Regions from separate parts of the Homo sapiens genome. Here region 2 is linked to region 1. A link is a loop called in an ENCODE intact Hi-C map of the cell type or tissue named here. Cell type or tissue: Calu3. All regions are shown on one strand. Links, peaks and the distances in the headings refer to the core of each region. The heading gives the core; the rest is flanking DNA.

Region 1 (2,813 bases), core at 12-2,511:
TCCCTGACATAGCCTACCTGCTCTGTCTCTCAGGTGTTCTTTATCTGACATTTGTAGCATTTAGGAAATCCAATTTAGTATAAGAATTTTAACAGCTGAGAAGTCCCTTCCCTTTCTCCTTATACTTTGAAAATGAGGCTCAAGGCAGTGATATGATTTTTCTAACATAATAAATATCTGTTTCAGCAGGGGTTGCAGGGTTTCTAGAGCCTTAGTCCATTGACTCACCCAATCTGCTCCTTGTCCCTCATTCATCCTCAGGGAGTCACTGGGCCTATTAGCCAGCAAATTCTTACTTTACACCTACGACCACAGCAGCATTTTATGAACAGTTTCATTAATCATACAAGCTAAGAACATATAATTTTATGAGTAACTCATTTAGAACAAATACATTTGTTCTCTGATTCTCAATCTTCTTGAAAAGCTGCAAAGAAATTTTGACTTAATGCTTTTTTAACATAAAGGCTGTAAGAAAGACTATTCTTTACTAAACTTGTTAAGTATAGTTTGAGTGGTTAGGCCTCAAATATAGTTATAATGCATTGCATTTAACTAATTTATATTGCCTTAAATAATGCTGTTGTGCATTATTTAAGATAAGATTATTTAATCTATCAAGACAGGTTGTGAGCTCTTAGAGAACAGGTGTCAGTCATCACTGATTATCCAATAGCTAGTCCAGCGCTCAGGACGCATTTTTATTGCATGAAGAAATTCTTCAGAGCTAGTCAATGATGTAGGAAATATAGATGATAGTGGTATATATTTTAAATTGCCTATAATGTGCCCATATTAAAAAAAAAAAAAGAAAACAGATCAGTATTGTTTTGGTGGTCTGGCAAGAGACCTGAGAGATCCTTATACATTTCCCTTGCAAGTAAAAGACTCATCTTACTTGTTAGGAAACTTCTGAATTCCCCTTTTTCTCCATTTGGATGGAAGAAACTTCTCAGTGGCTGAAGTTTAGCCCCAAATGCTTATATTTTCTTCTGAATGATAAAAAAAAATGAGGAGGAATTTTAAGCAGCAAAATTTTAGCTCGTTGGGTTTTATGTCATATAAACATAGAACTCAGTCATAGAAAGGTTTTGGAGAGATCAAAATGCAAGTAAAAATCTCCAGATTCCAAGAATCCAGAATAGTCTACCATATGAGTAATGGAATCATCAATCTGTGGAGTCATTGGTTTTCTCTATTTTCCTTCCAGCCCTGAAAAACATTGTGTGTGTGTGTGTGTGTGTGTGTGTGTGTGTGTGTGTGTGTGGTTTTCCCTGAAGCAGAGTCAGAGACCCTTAATTTGCACAGGGCCAAATGTGTAAGTTATCAACAAGTTCCATGAATTGCTTTTGACCAGAAAAAGTTTACAAAGGATGCCAAAGTTCATAAAAGATGCCATTTAAGGGAGTGGCAAGCTAAGTGTTTGCTTCCCTTTCCTGCCCTAACACCCTTATAACAATCCATTCTTTATCACTCTGCAGGACTGAACTCGTTGTTGGCCACCTGTTTGGAAAACCATTCTCTTGTGGTTGGATCTAACACATACAGCATGTGAAGGTCAGCATGTTAAGTTTTCAGTTTTTTCCCACATCTAGACATTAGCTTTCTAGATAGATCCAGGCATATCATTTATCAATCTTACTTCTTCAGTTTTCCATCATTTATTTTCAAAAAGAACAACAACACTTGTTAGTTAAAATAAACAAAAAAGAAAGTTTGTTTTTAAAAAGACCAAGGCTACTAAACCTAAAACAATATTTCAAAAATTCTACATGTATTGTGTGCCGATTTTTATTACTATTTTTGGTCTAGTTTTAAGTATTACTAATGAGAATATAAGCAGAGAGTAAATAGGACTTGATATCTTAAAAATAAAGGTAGAGAATAGGGAACAGTTAAATAAGTTTACATGGCATTAGATTTACAAGTATCTTGGATTTATATCTATACTATATTTCCTTATAAAAAGAGGCATATACTTATAAAACTTTTAAAGGTACCTTGTGTGTTATTGCAAGGAATTATCTTTTTATTTGTCTATCTCCTGCACTTCATCCCTCATTTTTATTTATTCAGAAGGGATGTTTAAACTCCTGTTGGTGAGATGCACTTTAGGAGAAGTGATAAGATAACCCTACTTTTTTCTTTCATATATAATTCCTTAAGGTCAAAGAAATAATCTTTGTTTAATAACTTACTGACAGCATTTTTGCAAATGTTAACTGACCAAGGGGATTTAGGCTGTTTCATTTTGTTTTCCAACTTGGTATTTAATTTTGCTTCAGCCTCTAGGCTCTTTGGAATGCCAAGGCTGCAAGTGTAGAATGGCTACAGATCTAGAGAAAGCTATTGGCCATTGCAGGAACTCAGATGAAAAAAGATCACATGCTGGAATTAAGAGGAAGTACCTCATACATGACTATGGGTCATGCAGGAAGAAACCAATTTGTTTTATGGTTGATCCTAGTTCCAGTTGAGAGATTTAGACATTGCTACACAAAGCAGATAGCAGGGGGTTAAAAAACAGGTTGTTATGGTACTACTTGAAATTTTAGATGTAAGTAAAACCAGATATTCATTAATGCATTTGCTTGTTCTTCACTTATCTCTTTATTAAACATTTACTGTTGATCCCAGTTTGTTTCCTTTGAGTCTCCCCTCTATCCAGCGAGGTTTTTGTGGGTTAATGCAAAATGAGTGCCTCACAGGTTTTCCATTTTTAGAAGATTCGGCTTCTGCAACTAAATTGTTACTTTCCTCTGGTCATCTTCTTTCACTGATTCTTGTTCATCTCTTCACCCTTGCCTCTCAGT
Region 2 (2,813 bases), core at 107-2,606, 190 kb after region 1:
GTTTTGAAATTATTTGATTTCTACTCTATAAAATTTCCTTTATTATGCTTGTTTCATTTATTCTTCTTTCTGTAGTTTCTTAAAGTGGAAGATTAGATTATGGGCTTGCTATCTTTCTTCTTTTCTAAGATAAGCCTTTAGTGCTACAAATTATCCTCTAATCACTACATTAGCTGCATCCCACACACTTGGTATGTTTTATTTTATTTTTGTCAAGTTAGAAATATTTTCTAATTTCCCTTACAACTTTCTTTTCAACCCATATATACTTTATTTTAAGGCATGTATTTTAATTTTGAAGTGTTTGGAGATTTTCCTATTATCTTTCTGTTATTGATTTCTAGTTTAATTCTATGGGGAGAGAACATACTTTGAATTCTTTTAAATTTGTTAAAATTTGATTTATGATACATGATACGGTGTATCTGGTGAATGTCCTATTGAAAAGAATGCCTTATTTTTTACTTTTAGAATCCTCAAACAGTTGTTCCATCAAATATGCCCGCGTTTTATAACTGCAAAGACAGGATGAAGAATATTTACTTCATTTTACCCCAAATCAGAGTCTTCCATGTCACTTTGCCAAAACTTTCATTTGCTGATAAATATTAGATTTGAAATATTCTGCACAAGGATCCTATTTTCAAAAAAAGCCCTGTAAACTCCACAAAAGACTGATGATGAAAATAACTCTCATGTCTTACTAAATGCTATCCCTTTTGTGTAGAATGGAATAATTAGTAGCTTTTCCTGTTTTCTTCAAAGGCTTGTTCATTGTATCTTAGGTAACCACAGAAATGCCAGACCTACTCAGACTTTTTGCAGTAACTTAGAGAAAATAAAAGGAAAGATCTGAATGGGATTAGGGCAGGATTGGGACTCAAGGAAGTGATTTGACTACAGGGTTGACCTTTTATGGGGATGGCCTTCTGGGGTGTATTCCTTGGCGTGAATGGCCAAGTTTTCAAAAGTGCGAATGGTCGTAGTTTTCAGTGGGCAGGTCATAGAAAAGGGTGTCAGTCAACCATGGCAGAATGAAGCAGGTTTAGCAGTTTCATGGTTATAGGAGGTTTATCTAGCTGACTGCAAGTCTTTACAGGGACATAAGGTAGGCTCCTGGAAGAGGGTGCTGACGAGCACCAGGCTGAAGGCCTAAGTGGGTGTTTTCTGAGTATAGAGCTATATATGGGATCAGGAAACTGAGGGACAAATCCAGTCCTGTGATCTGGTGAAGTGCTGCTGAGCGGAAGGCAGGCAGAACAAATGGTGATTCATGGCAAATCCCACCCTTGGCACAGCAAACCTAGTTTCAGCCTGTCACCTGCGGGCTAGGTGAGAGAATTCAGTGGTCAGAGTGATGCAGATAAGGAGATGCTAATGATTACCAAGTCTAGAGAATGCAGACGATAAAAAGTTTCATATGCGGAAGTAGATGTTAAGGTGCTGAGCACGTGAAGACCCATCTTTAACATTGTCGTCGATTACAGAGAACTAAGTACATTTTAAATCTTCTTGCTAAATGATATAGTCATTAAAGTTGATATACTGGGAAACAATAGGATTAAATATGAGAGATGTACCAAAAGATAAGGGAGGGAGCATGAGGATTATCATGCAGTAAATTACACGGATAATGCAGGAAAGGCTGGGAAGATATTATATGTAGGTTAGAATCATCTGAAGCAACAGCAGGGTCTGTTAGGCCCCATTGCAATAATCTAAAGCTAAGCTCTAATTTAGACACTGAGAATCTGTGTTTATTACCCACGTCCCTTTGCTTTCTGACAGTTCCTCCATCTCTGACCCAGCACCCTCTCACTCTAAGACGCAACAACCAAAAGTGTATTACTCTTTACGATAATAAAATTCTAAGGCTGAATACAAGACAATGCTAAATGACCCAGCATTCTCTGAGAGGTTTCAGATCAGCCAGGCGCCTCCCAATAACATTGGTACCTTTAATCTGTCAAAACCAGCCTGTTCAATCACGTTTCCTTTTCAGTCTGCTTTATTCTAATTCATCACAGGGCAGGACTGGCCCTGGATGTGTGTTCGCAGACAGGTTATCTTTAGATTAGCTTTGCCTTGGTGACCTGACTCTTTGCTGCCTTCAGCATAATCCAGTTACTCTTGGGAATATCAATTAAGGCCCTCAATCACACTAATTAGAATGTCTTATAAATGTTGCCTTAGGAATTCAGCAGCTTATAAACAGGCAAACTGGGAAAATCTAGAGGTATGTGGGGGTTTTTAAATAGCTGACAGCAATTTGGGAGGGCGTATTGCTTTAGCATAGCTGAGAAGTGGGGCTGAAATTACGGTTCCCTGAATGCAGTGAAATCTCTAGTTGCTCTTTGCTGGCAAGTTTAATGCAGAATTATTAATTACATTTATTAATGACTTGGATGAAGATATAGGTTGCATGCTGATCAAGTCTGTAGATGTCACAAAGCTAGGAAGATAGCAATTATTGTGATAACAGATTCAGGAGCCAAAATGACTTCAAGACAGAATTTAGCAGCCATCTATCTAATACGCGCCTGGCAGTGCTCTATAAAGTACAATTTGAGGGTCATGTTGCTCCCCTACTCAGAAAACTTTGGTGACTCCCTATTTGCTCTTTAAATCCCAAGCCTTTGGCCTGTTATTTAAGGCTTTGCCATATTATGATTCTACCACTGTCTGCTTTCCAACAAAATCTTCTGTAGTTCTTTTTCTAAAACCTTGTGCTTGAGCAAAACTCAGTTCTTTATATACTATTTTCCATTTGTGTTCTATGCTTTCACTACCTTTGAGCATTATTCTCCACTGAA

What was found. A loop is a pair of places that touch in the nucleus more often than their neighbours do. Peaks named below come from ENCODE experiments on the same cell type or tissue, not always from the same donor. Only the 100,000 strongest peaks of a DNase experiment are listed, where the experiment ranks them.
Region 2: it touches region 1 in a loop (3-fold over the local background); 1 of 110 quality-filtered maps calls a loop at or near these places.

Annotation. Positions count from the first base shown.
Region 1 is chr3:190,373,047-190,375,859 of GRCh38, forward strand. It overlaps a transcript of CLDN16 not described here. Among named protein-coding and RNA genes, the nearest start is that of CLDN16, 14 kb to the right of the region's middle. In Calu3, for the core only: no CTCF peak of the experiment used is centred there; a DNase peak (open chromatin) is centred at 1,385.
Region 2 is chr3:190,559,373-190,562,185 of GRCh38, forward strand. All of the region lies in intron 2 of IL1RAP (interleukin 1 receptor accessory protein), which reads left to right. Among named protein-coding and RNA genes, the nearest start is that of IL1RAP, 47 kb to the left of the region's middle. In Calu3, for the core only: no CTCF peak of the experiment used is centred there; a DNase peak (open chromatin) is centred at 1,289.